Linked DNA regions of Homo sapiens: region 2 is linked to region 1. Evidence: chromatin loops called from intact Hi-C (ENCODE). Cell type or tissue: CD4-positive, alpha-beta T cell. All regions are shown on one strand.

What was found. Hi-C counts contacts between places; a loop is a spot of excess contacts. Peaks named below come from ENCODE experiments on the same cell type or tissue, not always from the same donor. Only the 100,000 strongest peaks of a DNase experiment are listed, where the experiment ranks them.
Region 2: a loop joins it to region 1, with 11 times the contacts of the local background. A loop is called at or near these places in 4 of 110 quality-filtered maps.

Annotation. Positions count from the first base shown.
Region 1 is chr9:125,404,119-125,412,118 of GRCh38, forward strand. LOC101929014 (a long non-coding RNA gene) reads left to right here and starts at 6,343. Exons shown (of 5, transcript XR_007061776.1): 1 at 6,343-6,465; 2 at 6,843-6,928; 3 at 7,289-7,398; 4 at 7,948-8,000. RefSeq lists enhancers at 3,577-4,171, 5,374-5,423 and a silencer at 4,024-4,333. In CD4-positive, alpha-beta T cell, CTCF peaks have their summits at 4,032 (motif pointing right) and 4,232; DNase peaks (open chromatin) are centred at 4,033, 4,521 and 6,263; H3K4me3 peaks cover 1,546 bases; H3K27me3 peaks cover 765 bases.
Region 2 is chr9:126,553,817-126,561,816 of GRCh38, forward strand. No RefSeq gene overlaps it. Among named protein-coding and RNA genes, the nearest start is that of LMX1B-DT, 56 kb to the right of the region's middle. RefSeq lists an enhancer at 3,070-3,646. In CD4-positive, alpha-beta T cell, CTCF peaks have their summits at 4,445 (motif pointing left) and 4,644; a DNase peak (open chromatin) is centred at 4,415; H3K27me3 peaks cover 733 bases.

The sequences.
Region 1 (8,000 bases):
GCTGCATCGAATTGGTAGGCCACCCACCCCTGGCCTTACCCTTTGCCCAAGGAGAGAGTTCATGGGCATCCCACGAGGTCCAGCCTTGGTGCTAACCAGGAGGCCCTATGAGACTTCCTAGGCAGCTGGAGCTGGGAGGGCCAGCCAAGCTCCACCTCCTCCCCACCATTTTATTTTATTATTGATTTATTTTTGAGACGGAATCTCACCCTGTTGCCCAGGCTGGAGTGCAGTGGCGTGATTTCAGCTCATTGCAACCTCCACCTCCTGGGTTCAAGCGATTCTCATGCCTCAGCCTCCCAAGTAGCTGGGATTTACAGGTGCATGCCGCAACGCCCAGCTAAATTTTTTTTTTTTTTTTGAGATGGAGTCTCGCTCTTGTTTCCCAGGCTGGAGTGTAATGGCGCAATCTCGGCTCACTGCAACCTCCGCCTCCCAGATTCAAGTGATTCTCGTGCCTCAGCCTCCCAAGTAGCTGGGATTATAGGTGTGTGCTACCACACCTGGCTAATTTTTGTACTTTTAGTAGAGATGAGATTTCACCATGTTGGTCAGGCTGGTCTCGAACTCCTGATCTCAAGTGATTCTCCAGTCTTGGCCTCCCAAAGTGCTGGGATTACAGGCATGAGCCACCACACCCAGCCAATGCCTGGCTAATTTTTATATTTTTAGTAGAGACGGGGTTTTGCCATGTGGCCCAGGCTGGCCTTGATCTCCTGGCCTCAAGTGATCCACCAGCCTTGGCATCCCAAAGTCCTAGGATTACAAGTGTGAGTCACTGCACTCGGCCCATCTACCCCCATTTTACAGATAGGAACGCCAAGGCTCAGAGCAGCGAAGGCCTTGCTCAGGGCCCCACAGAGAGTTAGGCACCTGGGCCTTCAGACCCCCCACTGAGGCTGGGCACACCTGCATCCCACCGCATGGTGAGAAGGCAGTCAAAGTTGGCAAAGAAGGTGGCGCTGCGGACAAAGAGGTGGAGTTCTCCAGGCCACCACTCCCCCATCCATGGCCTGGAAGTCATTTCCATCACAGCCAGGGTGCCACTCCTTAGAGACTGACGATTTGGTGGAGCAGAAGGGATCCAGGCTTAGGGTCTGGGGACCAGCGTGAAGACCCTGTCTGCGGCTGCCTGGACCCAAAGTGACCCCCGATCTTGCCTGCCTGGTCCCCCATTGCCAGCCCCCTGCCATCGGGTCCACTTCATCCTTCTGAGATTTATTCTCGGGCTGCAGAGCCTGGAAATAATTTGCTGACAGAGCCCCGTCCCGGCAGGTGCTTTAATTGGTTTTGTGGGAGCAGGCCTATTTAGAGGGAAACAAAAATTATGGTGCTGCTGCCCGTCTTTTCTCTGTAATGGGGGCTTCGGAGTGTTGGGGGTGGGGAGGAAAAGGTGGCTGTGTGGAAAGCAGAGACCCTGGTTTTTCTCTGGGGGCGCAGGTGCTGGGGCCTGGGTGTCCTGGGCCAGGGGCAGTGGAACCAGGCCACCCACTCTGGCCCTGGCTCAGCCTCAGCCTCAGGGCAGGGCAGCTTCTCATCCTCACAGTGCTGAGGGCAAGAGGAGGCCTGGGGACAAAGGGGCCAGGGCAGGGCCAGGGCAGGCAGGGCTCCAGTTCCCAGACTCCATCTTTCTGAAGGAGGCCCTCGCCCTTGCCGGGTGCGCACTTTCTAAAACACAAATCAGGTGGGTCACTCCTTAGCTCCAGCCCCTTCCATGGCTCCCCATTGTCCTCAGAATGAAGCCAGCTTCCTTAGCTTGGCACTCAGTGTCGCTCGAGGCCCAACTGACCTCTGGTGACCTCTCCAGCCACTTCGTCCTTCACTCCTATCTTCGCCCACCCCCTCCCAATGGTCTTTAGTCTTCCCTGGTGGGCTCCTGTGTGTCCCACTCTATGCTAACTCCACAATTGTCCATGATCAAGGAGAGCTTTGTTGCCTCATTATACAGATGAGGAAAAGAAGGCTCAGAAAGGTTAAGACACTTCCTGGAGGTCACACAGCAGGGCAGGGACTTGAACCCAGGTCTGGCTGGCATACAAGCCCACACTTAACTAGTAAGTTATAGGTGGAACTAGCCAAGCTCCCTCTAAGCCCCATGCTTTCCCTTGAAACGCCCCTCCCTACATTTTTCCGCTGGCAAACTCCTACTCATCCTTCAAAGCCCGCTTGATATCACTTCCTTGAGAATCCTTGCTTGACTGACTACTCCCACCTCTAATCTCTCCTCTGGGCTTCCCCAAGGCCCAGCCAAGTCTTTCAGCTCAGCTCTAATCTCTGGGTTTGTCATTTTCTGTGTCAGTGTCTGTCTCTTCCACTTCCTCCCTCACCCCGGACTGGGAAATCCAGCGGAATTGTTACTCATCCTACAGGGTGAAAGTTGCAGCCCTGGAAACTCTGCTAGGTCCAAGATCCTGGGACCCGGGCTCTCGTCTTACCTGCTGTATTGAGCAGCCTAGGCCATAGCTGCTCTGTGCGACTCCGAGCAAGGCCTTGTGCCTCGGCGGACTGAGTCTATAAAATGGGAGGGTCAGCCTAGAGGCATCTGACACTTGGGAACTCTGAGGGCCAGATGTGGGCTGGAACCTCACACCATGTGACCCATGTGAGTGTGACTCACATGATGTATGTGTGAGTGGGTAGCCACGCCCCATGTCAGGGTGGGTCACGTCACCATTGCTGATGCCCGGCCCAACCGGGGATCCAGGTGCTGGCCATGGACTGGGCTAGGAGGCCTGGGCAGAGCGGAGAAGTAATTACGCTGGAGTCAGGGCTGGAATCTCAGCTCTGCCACTCACCTGCTTCGTGTGAGCTCGGACAGGCCTGACCTCGCAGAGCCTCAGCTTCATCTGTAGAACCATGGGAACAATAATGCAGTCATGCGCCAGAGAAGGACGCTTCGGTCATCAAGGGACTGCATGTACGACAGTGGTCCCATAAGATCACAACGCCGTATTTCTCCTGTACCGGTTCTATGTGTAGATACACAAATACTTCCCACTGTGCCACGGTTGCCTACAGCATTCGGTCCAAAGACAGGCGGCACCTGAGTGTAGCCCAGGGGCAAGAGCCAGGTGTGTAGGGGCCGCACCATCTCGGCTGGCGTAAATCCACTCTATGCTCTTCGCAGCTGATGCATTTCTCAGAATGCATCCCTGTTGTTAAGGACACAGGACTGTCCTGCCACCCCACAGGGCTGATTTGCTGAGGGTCACAGGAGAGATTCTCACGGCTGGCCCAGAGCATGAGCTCCAGGGCCCTCACTGTTGTCATCTGCACAAGTGTTAAGTGCCACGTCCCCGCTGGGCCCGGTAGGCAGTGGTGGGCGGTGACTGAAGGATCCAGTCTAGACAGACAACCATGTTAATTCGCAGAGCTCAGGCCAGGACAGTGGGGCGGTGAGGGCCTTGGTTTCTGGGGTTTACGGTGGGGTTGGAGGCTGGGTCTCCAAGGGCCTCTTTCCCTGGTGTGTGATTTTTCAAAGAATCCAGGACAGAGTTAAACAGGCAGGTGCAGTCCCTGAGGACAGATGGCAGGATGTGGCTGGGGGGTTCAGAGGAGAGCTGGGGGCTGGGTGGAGTGAGAGGGGCAGAGCTCTCGGGATGAGTGGGTGGTGCTGGGAGACGAGCAGGGTCAGAGATCTGGAGAGGGGCGGAAAGAGGTTGCAGGCCTGGTTCAGCTGCCCCAATTCCACATAAAAACAGTCAGGGCTCGGTCCTCGGCCTCAGTTTCCCCCTCTGTAAACGTGGAAATGGTCCCTCCCTGTGGTGGCGCGGGGGACGGGGCCTCAGCTCCCCGGGCTCAGGAGATACCGCCTGGACCCGGGCAGCTTAAACACCCCTTCCCCTTCCACGAGGACCGAGTCCGAGGCCTGAGCCGGGCCGGGCTGTCTGCTGCAGGGCGGCGTCGAGACTTGGGGTGGGAGCCCCCGGAGGAGGAAGAGACGAACCGGGAGCCAGAGGGAGCCGGGTACACCGCGGGACTCACGGGGCGCCCCGGGGCCGGGAATCTAGCTACGGAATCCGGTCGGTAGGTGGCGCCGCGAGGCTGCAGTTGGGTTTCCGTCGCCCAGGCCGAGGGTGGTGCGGAGCCGGGACCCGCGGGGCTTCAGCGTCCCCCGTGGCCGTTCCCACCGCCGTCGGTCCGCGGAGATCCCAGGTGTTTTTAGGGCACCCAGGTTCACACCCCGTTGGGCCAAGACCGAGAGCGACGCGCGGGCACCGGACGGGGTGCGAACCCGGGGCGGACGGGCCCCCTGCCCCACCCCCTACTCCCGATCCCCGCAGCTGCCACCGCTGGGCCTCGGCTGCGAAGGCTCCAGAAACGGGTCCCCCGTACCCTCGGGCCTTCCCAGCCGCGCGGGCGTGCGAGGGAGCCGAGGTCCGGGAGGCCGCTAGGGCGGGGGCCCCGGCGTGGAAGGATCGCGCTCTGGGCTGTGTCCGTCGGCCGTGTGCGTGCGCGGAGGCCGTGGGCGCGGCCGGCAGGGGACCCTTCCTTTGTTCTCGCACTTCCTTCTCTGCGGGCCCTGGTCAGGGAGGACGCAAGGCCCAGGCTGCGAGCTGTGCCCGTGGGGACGCAAGCGACGGTGGGTAGGGACAGGCAGGCGCCCCTTCCTCCCGCTCAGCATCCAGCCTTCGGGCTCCCTGGCTGCTTTCCCGAGGGCAGCCTTGGCTGGGAAATGTCACCCTCCCCGGGGGAAGGAAGGGGAGCCGCGTGTGCGCGTCTTCCATGCGTCCTCCTGAGACCACGCCGCGCCCGGAGAAAGCCCTTTGATCCCCTCGCTATCTTTTCTTTTTCTTTTCTTTCTTCTTTTTTCTTTTTTTGAGACGGAGTCTCGCTCTGTTGCCCAGGCTGCAGTGCAGTGGCACGATTTCGGCTCACTGCAACCTCCGCCTCCCGGGTTCAAGCGATTGTCCTGCCTCAGCCTCCCGAGTAGCTGGGATTACAGGCGCCTGCCACCACGCCCAACTAATTTTGTATTTTTAGTAGAGACAGGGTTTCACCATGTTGGCCAGGCTGGTCTCAAACTCCTGGCCTCAGATGATCCGCCCACCTTGACCTCCCAAAGTGCTGGAATTACAGGCGTGAGCCACCGCGCCCGGACCCCCTCGCTATCGTGGATGCGGAACCTGCTCCAAGTCGCGCAGCTGGAAAGGGGCATCGGAGCCTCTGGGGGACGTCCCTGACTCGAGGCCGGGCCGATTTAGGGGGTGGAGGGTCGGATCGACTTCCCCCAAACCAGCCACCCCAGGGAGCCCCTGGAGGGGGCGAGCTGCCTGTGCCTGGAGGTGGGGACCATAGGTCCTTCCCAGCCCAAGGGCTCCCAGAATCCACACAGCAAGCGAGGCCCAGGGCTGGGAGGCGCCCTGGAGGGTGGGTTGGGAGAGGAGGTTCAGAGATGAGCGAGGCCCCACCCCGGCCAGGGAAGTCCCGTCCAGCAGAGCAGGTGGGACTTGTGGCTCATACCCGACGATGTGATCAGAGGAGGAGGGGGCAGGAAAGGTGGCCTTACAGGAGCCAGAGCTTGGGGGCCCAGACACACACCACACACACAGACAGACACACGCCACACACACACACCTCACACAGACACACCCACACACAGACACACCATACACCACACACACACCACACACATAAACATCACACACAGACACACACATACCACACACACCACACAGACACACACCACACATACACACACACCACACAGACACACGACACAGACACACACCACTCACACACCACACACACACACCACACACACAGACATATACACCAGACACACACCACACAGATACACACACCACACACACACACAACACACACACACCACACAGACAACCACACACACAGACTCATACACCATACGCACCACACATACACCACACACACACCACACACAAATACCAGACACACACACCACACACACACCACAGACACATACACCATACGCACACCACACACACACACCACACACACCACACACACACACCACACACACACACACCATACACACACACCACACACACCACACACAGACATATACACCATACACACACCAGACACAGACCACGCACATACCACACACACAGACACCACACACATGCACCACACGCACCACACCACACACACACACATACACACACACGAGCAGAGCAAGGGACAGCCATGTTGTGTGATCTGGGAGGGTGGCTCATCCTCTCTGAGTTGTTTATAAACCGGGCGGGACCCAGGCCTGCCAATCAAAGGCCTGATCTGAATGCTCTTATTGGTTCAGAGATGGACATGTGACCCTCTCTTGGCCAATCAGAGGCTTTCCTGCTGGAAGGGCTGCTGGAAGCCATCTTCGCACGGTTCTTCCCTTGGCTTTAGAGCCCCGAAGCGCTCTTTGACTTGAGCTGCTTTGCATTCTCTCTGTCCTGCCATCGAGAAAGTTCTGAGCGGCTCAGAAGTAATACTGACACTGTATGTAGCGCCCTTCCCACGCCAGCGGCCATTCCCCATGGGAGGGGCAGTGCTGGAGGTGCCCTGGGTGACCGGGACGAGCCGCCGCCCCTCTGCCGGCCTTAGTGCCCTTGTCTGTGAAATGGGGCGAGTAGTTCCTCTCTCAGGGCTGCTGCGAGGCTGAGTCACCGCGATGGCGGCCGGCAGAAGGGGCAGGAGGGGCTGTCGGTCCAGGGGCAGGGGCGACAGGGGCAGCGGTCAGTGGGCGCAGAAGGGGAGCCTCCCCTCCTTGACCCAGAAGGCCTGGGTCTGGGCGAGCGCGGGCACAGCGAGGGCCGGCAGGAGGGAGGGAGTGCCGTGGTGGAGGCACCAGGATCCCCATCCTTGCCTTGACACAGATCAACGGAGGGGGACTGCAGTTTCGCTGGTGGCCCCACAGCCCCCTGCCTCCAGCCAGGGGACAAAGAACAGGAGGGATCCAGAGGTGAGAGAGGAGGTGCACAGTAGCTGCAGGGCCGGACCCTGATGAAGGGAGATGCTGTCCCACACGGAGCCCCTGCCAGCCCCCAGATCACCAAGGCTGGAGCCCCCCAGTGACTCTGCTGGTCACGTCTGTGGGATCCCTGCTCACCCCTCTGTCCTCACCCCTTCCCTCTCCCCCTGGCCACCTGCAGCCTCCTCCTGCCTGCTCAGCCGTGGGTCTCTTTCCCTCTGATCCACTCACCATGGGACCGCCAGGCAGCTCCCAAATCCAAACATGACCATGAGCTGCCCCGGCTTGAAACCCAAGCATGACCCCCTGTCACAGGCTGGACCAAGTCCTGAGTTCCTAAACCACCTTCAGGGCTGCCTGCACCTGCACCTCCCGCTCCTGCTGTGCCCTGATCCCATGTGCTGGGTGAACTGGGTTCTTCCGAGCCCTCCAGCCCTGGATGCTAACCCCAGAGCTGCAAGGTGAGGGGCACCTACGCCGGCAGCCATTCCCCATGGGAGGGGCAGTGCTGGAGGTGCCCTGGGTGACCAGGACGGGCCGCCGCCCCTCTGCTGGCCTTAGTGCCCTTGTCTGTGAAATGGGGCGAGCAGTTCCTCTCTCAGAGCTGCTGCGAGGACTGAGTCTCTCTGAGCTCAGGATTTTCCTCTCTCTGAGCTCCAAAACCACGGGCAAATCACACCCTCTCACTCTCAGCTTCCTGATCTACAAGACAGGGATGGTGATAGAGTACTCAACTCCTAGGGCAGTTGTGGGGCATGTGAAGCATTCAGCCCAGGGTCTGGCACCCTGAAAGGGCCAAACCTGTGTGAGCCACAGTTTTATGGTTGATCATCAATGCCTGTCTAAGAAAGCCCCATTCAGCTTGAACCCAGCTCTCCAGGAAGAGCTCACTGACACCCTCCTCACACACCCCAATCGGCCGTCTTTATTCATCCCCAAAAGTGATGTACAAGGAATGAGTCTTTGGGGGTGTGTCCGTCATCACCCACTGGGGCTGCTTGTGTCTCCAGCTATCCCTCCGAGGAATTCTGCCCCAGACAGCAGAGAGATGGGGGGCAGGGGA
Region 2 (8,000 bases), 1.1 Mb after region 1:
TCTTTTTCAATCCCTCAAAATGTTTTTGTTTTTTTGAGACAGAGTTTCACTCCTGTCACCCAGGCTGGAGTGCAGTGGTGCAATCCTGGCTCACTACAACCTCCACTTCCCGGGATCCTACCTTAGCCTCCTGAGTAGCTGGGATTACCGGCACGTGCCACCATGCCTGGCTAATTCTTTTGTATTTTTAGTACAGATGGGGTTTCACCAGTTGACCAGGCTGGTCTCGAACTCCTGACCTCAAGTGATCCACCCGCCTCGGCCTCCCACAGTGCTGGGATTACAGGCATGAACCACTGCTCCCGGCCGTTCAATCCCCCAAAACTTTTGACTATAGCTGGGTTGTGTCTCTCCCACTGGTCTGGGCCTCCAGGGCCCAGCTCAGGGCACTGCCCCTTAGAGTGGGCAATGAGGGAGGAAGACCTTTTCCGCGGGGTGCCCTGGAATACTATAGGGCTATAAAACCAGCTGGGTTCATTCGGCTTGGCAGTGAGGCCTTGTCGTTCGCTCTGGCCCCCATCTGCCTCCAGGGGCATGACAGCCACTGCCTGTAGCTGGGAGGTGGCAGGCTGCACCATGCATGCTCCTGAACCCTAACTTGCTCCAGGTAGGGGTGGAGTGGCTACACCACAGAGGCCCTTCCCTGGACCAGCCCCTTGTGCCTGGCTTCACCCGTGTCAGGCCTGCTACTCCCCCAGGCGGGAGGGAGTGTGCAGCAGCCTGGGCACTTTGGTGCCTCCGTCCTCAGTGGCGAGGGTCTAGGTGAATTAAGCTCCATATGGGAGACAGGTCACTCTAATGGCCTAAATTTAATAGCTTCACATACTTGACCAGTAACCGTGTGGTCCCCTCCCACCCTGAGTCTTCCCCCACTATGTGGCTTTCTCTGACCAACAGGATGTTTGCAGATGTGACACAAACAGAGGTTTGGGCATTGCCAGCCAACTCCACTTGCCCCTGCTGCACTAGGATCACTCGCTTTGCCCATCTCACCATGGGCCTATGTCTAGGCAACCTGCTGGAGGATGTGGGGGACACAAGGAGGAAAGCCGAGGTGCCCGGCTAAGGCTGCCCACAACCAGCCAGTCCCCAGCCAAACTGCCAGCTGACCACACATGCCTGCGTGAGCCCAGCCAAGATCAGTCAAATCCATAGACACGTAAGATACGATGCATAGTTAGTTGGAAACCACTAAGTTTTAGAATTGTTACCCAGCAATAGCTGACTGATACACTCCAGCTCTATGGTGGCACACAATACAGCCATTGAAAAGAATGAGGTATCAGGAGGCTGAGGTGAGAGGACCACTTGAGCCCAGGAGGTCGAGGCTGCAGTGAGCTATGACGGCACCACTGCTCTCCAGCCTGGGCAAAAGAGCAAGACCTTGTCTCTAAAAAACAAAAATAAAATAAAATAAAAATTTTAAAAGAATGAGGCAGCCCTTTATGTTCTGACATGGAAAAGTTCCCGGGATATATTAAGATAAAGAAATTGGCCAGGCACGGTGGCTCATGCCTGTAATCCCAGCACTTTGGGAAGCCGAGGTGGGCAGATCACAAGGTCCAGAGTTCAAGACCAGCCTGACCAACATTGTGAAACCCCATCTCTACTAAAAATACAAAAAAATTAGCCGGGCGTGTTGGCGCGCACCTGTAATCCCAGCTACTCAGTAGGCTGAGGCAGGAGAATCGCTTGAACCTGGGAGGCGGAGGTTGCAGTGAGCTGAGATTTCACCATTGCACTCCAGCCTGGGCCACAAGAGGGAGACTCCATCAAAAAAAAAAAAAAAAAAAAAAAAGGAAGAAGAAATAAGGTGCAGGCCGGGCATGGTAGCTCACATCTGTAATCCCAGCACTTTGGAAGACTGAGGCTGGCGCAGATCACTTGAGGTCAGGAGTTCGAGACCAGCCCAGCCAACATGGTGAAACCCCGTCTGTACGAAAAAACTACAAAAATTAGCCGGGTGTGGTGGCTCTCGCTTGTAATCCCAGCTACTTGGGAGGCTAAGGCAGGAGAATCACTTGAACCTGGGAGACAGAGGCTGCAGTGAACCTAGATGGCACCACTGCACTCCAGCCTGGGTGACGAGAGAGACTCCGTCTCAAAAAAAAAAAAAAAAAAAAAAGTAAGGTGCAGGTATTGTCCACGGAATGCTACCATTTATATAGAAGAGAAAAAAAGAAATAGCAGGTATTTGCAACCTGTAGACTCTCTCTGGAAATCTCTAAGTCCCCGGTATCAGTGGTTGCTTCTTGGGAGGGGCCAGGGACCTGTGGACAACAGGGGAGCGAAAGAGAGGAAGACAGACACTTCAAAGCCTTATTATCTTATTTTATACCACTTTTGAATTCTGTACCACATGCTTTTTATAATAGGATTTTTTTTTTTTTTTTTTTTTTTGAGAAGGAGTCTTGCTGTGTCACCTAGGCTGGAGTGTAGTAGCACGAACTCACCTCACTGCAAGCTCCGCCTCCCAGGTTCACGCCATTCTCCTGCCTCAGCCTCCCGAGTAGCTGGCACTACAGGCGCCCACCACCACGCCCGGCTAATTTTTTGTATTTTTAGTAGAGACGGGGTTTCACCGTATTAGCCAGGGTGGTCTCGATCTCCTCACCTCATGATCCGCCCGCCTCGGCCTCCCAAAGTGCTGGGATTACAGGCATGAGCCACCGCGCCCGGCCTATAATAGGATTTTAAAAAAGATAACATTTAGGGAATAAATCACCTGTTTTTCCAATATAATGGTTTTACTATTTTTCTTTGGTGTAAAGCTTTGTTGTCTATTCACCTGTGTTCAGATCCCAGCCCCCACCACTTCCTGGCTCTGGGCCTTGGCAAGGGGCTTCTCCCCAGGAGCCCCAGGATGGCAGCCCTGGGGGGAATGAGAATGACATGCGTTTGGTGCCCGGCACATGGCGGGTGCTCCCCCGTTCTGAGGGCCGCCCGCACACTCCGTTCAGCCTGGAGCCCCTCTCCCCCTGGTGTGGGCCGGGACCACTTCTGGCTTCAGCTGGGACCTTCTCTCCCCTTAGGAGTGGTCCTGACCAGCTCTGACCCCAGGCTTGGCCAGGGAGTCCCCCCATGGAGCAGGGACCTGGGAATAGCGGCCCCCAAAGAAGGAGTCCTCCTCTGAGGCTCAAGTCCCGGCAGCCCTCATGTCTCTGCCGGCATCTGAGGCCCATGTGTGCGCTCTGCTGGCCAGGGGTTTGGCTTCCTTGTTTTATGACTCCCTAATCCTCACTTGGCAGAGAGGAAGTGGTGGGCCCGCCTGGCCGCGCAGAGAGTGACCAGAGGATCGGCAAAGGAAAGATTCATGGACCATCAGAAGGGCCCTTTGCCTCCGAGGCCGCCCCAGCCCTTCACGTGGAGATAAATCACAGGCAGCAGGGAAAGATAAAAGGTGCGGGGATGCAAGCCCTGTCTTACGAGAAGAAATGTGCGCAGGGGACGTTTCCCTGAACTCCTGCAGAGCTGGACTGCTGACGTCTCCACGGGCTTCCTAACTCGGACTGGAGGGGACTCGAGTCCACTCCTTGTCTTCTCCATCCCATTGACTTCACAAGGCCCATCCCTTCAGGCCCCTAGCATGGTACTGACCTTGAGATGACCCTGAGACCCATTCCTCACACTTCTTCCTCCGATCCAAAAGATCTGGCTTGGAGGGCATTGGACCTGTGTGGTCACACAGACCCTGGAACTCAGAAGGGTCCTGCCCCTGGCTTAATACTCTCCTGTCATTGTGTTGAAATTCTTAGTAATTCTGGAGCGGACATTCCCACACTTCATTTTGCTCTGGGTCCTGCCTGGCCAGGAGTGGCTTTGGGCATCTGGGTGCCCGTACATCCTCTCCAGCAGACGCCTACCAGGCACAGTTTGCACATCTCCGGCAATGAGGAGCTCACCTCCTCCTGGGCAGCCCCCCCAAGTCCACCATAGAGCAACAGAAGCTTGGAGGCCCTATCTCATGGTGGTGACAGGAATGGGTCCCAGGTCACCTTCCAGTCTTGGTGCCTCACTGGCTGTGTAACCTGGGGCATGTTATGGCGCCTCAGTTTCCGGTCTGCAGAATGAGGCTAATAATAGGGCTGTTGTGAGAATGAAACAATGTATTTGGCTTAATTTTGTGCTTAATCAATGATAGCTGTTTTTGTATTTTACTAGAAAAGGCTGCCTTCCAGCAGATTGGGATCCTTAGGCCTGGCCAGTGGTTAGGGGGAGAAGGTGCAAAAAGATGCATAACCACCACCACCACCCCCAACCACCACCCCCAACCCCCATTCCCCTCCCCCCCCCCCGCTCCCCCGCAACACACACAGCCAGAAGCTCCCCTTCTTTTGCCAACCTTGAAGGTCAAACCTGCGCACTTCACCTGGGCTCCACCGGTCAGGTGCCTTGTTCTCTGCTGCCATCTGCTGGCTGGTATGGGGCACTGCATCACAGCTGGCACCAGGCTTCATTTGTCCCCTTGGAAGAGGATCAAATAATTCTGCAAGTGTTTTCTGAGGACCTGCCTGGGCATTGAGGATTTGTCAGTAAACACAAAAGACAAAGTTCCTGCCCTCTTGGAGCTGACACTTCTGTGTGAGACATGGATAATAAGCAAGAAATCCAATCATGTGATTTCTGCTAGTAACAAGCAAAATTAAAAGAAGAAAAATTTCAGACAGTGGGGAATGGCACTGGTGGACGGTAGGATAGTTTGTTCTGGGGCAGGGTCAGGAGAGAACAGGCTGAATGGTGGTCAGGTGGGACAGGAGAGCTCTGCTATCCAGCCAGTCCCACCAGCCCGGCTGCCTGCCCCCCACTGCTGCAATCTCTGTGACAACTGTGGGCAACTCCCTCTGCTGACCAGGACCTCAGTTTCCTTATCTGGAACACAGGGAGAATCACAGCCACTTCTCGAATTAGTACTGTTGTTTGGATTTAAAGGGATCCTGGAGGGGGAAACGTTTTGTGAAGTGTATTGTTCTCGTGAATTATATGCTTCGTGTTGTTAGCTGATGCTTGCTATGCACTTAACAGTGCAGAAACTCTGTTAAGCCCTTCTGTGGGTTACCTCACTGAGTCCTTAGGGGCACTGTCCTTGGGGACAGAAGCCTGGCAGCAATGAGGACTGAGGGCCTTACCCTCCTCCAGGATAGCAGCCTGCCTTTCCACTCCCAGTCACCTCCATCCACTCTCCAGTCTTCACCTGGGATGAGACGGACCCATGAACAGGACAAGGAATGGATGAATGGACGAATGGATGAATAAATGGGTGAATGAGTAAACAGCAAAAAAAAAAAAAAAAAAAAAAGAAACCCTGTCTCTACTAAAAAAATACAGCCGAGCAGGTGGCTTACACCTGTAATCCCAGCACTTTGGGAGACCAAAGTGGCCAAATCACTTGAGGTCAGGAGTTCGAGACCAGCCTAGCCAACAAGATGGAACCCTGTCTCTACTAAAAAAATACAAAAAAATGTATTTTTTTAATGATAAGTTGTACTTTATTAAAATTTAAAACTTCTGCTCTGCAAAAGACACTGTTTAGGGAATGAAAAGACAAGCCAGACTTCAACAAAACATTTGCAAAACTTATATCTGAAAAAGTACTGGCATACAAAATACACAAAAAAAACTCTTAAAACTCAACACATGAGAAAACAAACAGCCCAATTTAAAAATGGGCAAAAGACCTGAACAGACACCTGACCAAATAAGGTATAGAGATGGTAAACAAGCATATGAAAAGAGGCTGAACCTACCTCATTAGGAAACTGCGACTAAAACAAGACACCACTACACATCTATCAGAATGGCCAAAATACACAACACTGACAACATCAAATGCTGGCGAGGATGCAGAGCATCAGAAACTCTCATTCATTGCTGGTGGGAATACAAAATTATACAGTCACTTTGGAAGACAGTTTGGCAGTTTCTTATAAAACGAAACATACTCTTACCACATGAGCCAGCAATCACACTCCTTGTTGTTTACCCAAACGAGCTGAAAACCTGTTCACACAAAAACCTGCACGTGGGTATTTATAGCAGCTTGATTCGTAATTGCCAAAAGTTGGAAGAAACAAAGATGTTCTTGCGTAGGTGATCAGATAAATAAAATATGGTATATCCAGACAATGGGATATTATTGGGCAATAAAAAGAAATGAGCTATCAAATCATGAAAAGACAGGGAGAAATCTTCTATGTATATTGCTAAGTGGGAGAAGCCAATGTGAAAAAGGTTACATACTGTAGGATTTCAACTATATGTCATTCTAGAAATGACTAAACTGTGGAGATAGGCAAAAGATCAATTGTTGCCAAGGATTGGGGTTAGGGGATAAGAAAGGAAAGGATTAATAGGGGAGCACTGGGGGCTTTTAGGGAAGTGAAACAATTCTTTATGATACTATCATGATGGATACATGTCATTATAAGCTTGTCAAAACCCATAGAATTGCAACACAGAGTAAATTCTAATGTAAACTATGGACTTTAGTTAATAATGTATCAACATTGGCTTATCAAATGTAACAAATGTAGAGCACTAATGCAAGATGCTAATTAATAAAAGGGAAGCAAAGCATATGGGAACTCTGTGTTTTCCATTCAATTTTTCTGTAAACCTAAAACTGCTCTAAAAAATGAAGTCAATTAATTTTTTAAAACACACGCTAGCAACAACAACAAAAACTAGCAACAAACACACATCACAAGGCTGGACGCAGTGGCTCACACCTGCAATCCCAGCACTTTGGGAGGCCAAGGCAGGCGGATCACCTGAGGTCGGGAGTTCGAGACCAGCCTGACCAACATGGAGAAACCCCATCACTACTGAAAATACAAAATTAGCCGGGCGTGGTAGCGCACGCCTATATTCCCAGCCACTCGGGAGGCTGAGGCAGGAGAATCGCTTGAATCCGGGAAGCAGAGGTTGTAGTGAGCCGAGATCGTGCCATTGCATTCCAGCCTGAACAACAAGAGCGAAACTCTATCTCAAAAAAAAAAAAAAGAAATCACAGGGCAAAAATGAGATTAGGGGCCTGACACTCAAATACTTCATCAGTGACACACGTTGATTTGACTCATAATGACTAGAAAATAAATATTTTAAACAGTTAACAGCAAATTAAAAAAAAAAACCTGAAATGACCAATGTTGGTGTGACAAAGAACACCAGGTGTACATATTCATTGCTGCTCATCTTTTAGAGTAATATGATGCACCTAATAAGGGATCTGAATGGATGTGGCTGACATGCATGGTGAATGGAGTTAGCTATAGTAGCAATTGGAGGGGAGTATGTGTTTTGTGTATTCCTACAACCTAGTTCAGCTGGATGAAATATTCCTAGTGTTTCTTGTAGACAAAATCATGCATAAGAAAATGGGAAATTCGAGTAATGCTCAAATTTTCCCAAATGAATAAGTTAATTAATTGTGCCGGAGCAAATTTGGTTTTCAAAGCAGGCATTATCACACAACCGACTGTAGCATTAAAAGGCTTATTAAAACAATAACCTTTGATTTCTTTCATCAATGTCTCATAGTTTTCAGTGTGCAGGTCTTTCACCTCCTTGGTTAAACTTATTCCTAAGCATTTTCTTTTTTTGCTCTCTATTGTAAATGGGATTGACTCTTGATTTCTTTTCAGATAGTTTGTTGTTAGTATATAGAAATGCTACTGATTCTTGTGCATTGATTTTGTACCCTGCAACTTTGTTTGTTTATTAGTTCTAACAGTTTAAAAAATTGTATTTTTATAGAGAGAAGGGCTGCCCTCACATCCAGCAGACTGTGGGCTCCCACACCAGAGAAGCATCATCTGTTGAGCACAACTTTCCCAGGCCAAACCATCCTCGGGACGCGAGGTGAGTTCCTGCCTCCTGTCTCCTCCCCTGTGTGACCCAGACATGCTGCCTACTCCCTCTGTGTCTCTGTTTTCTCATCTTTAAAGTGGAGAGAACAGACAGGATGGACAGAGGCTTGTGAAATAACAGACGGGAAAGGGTTG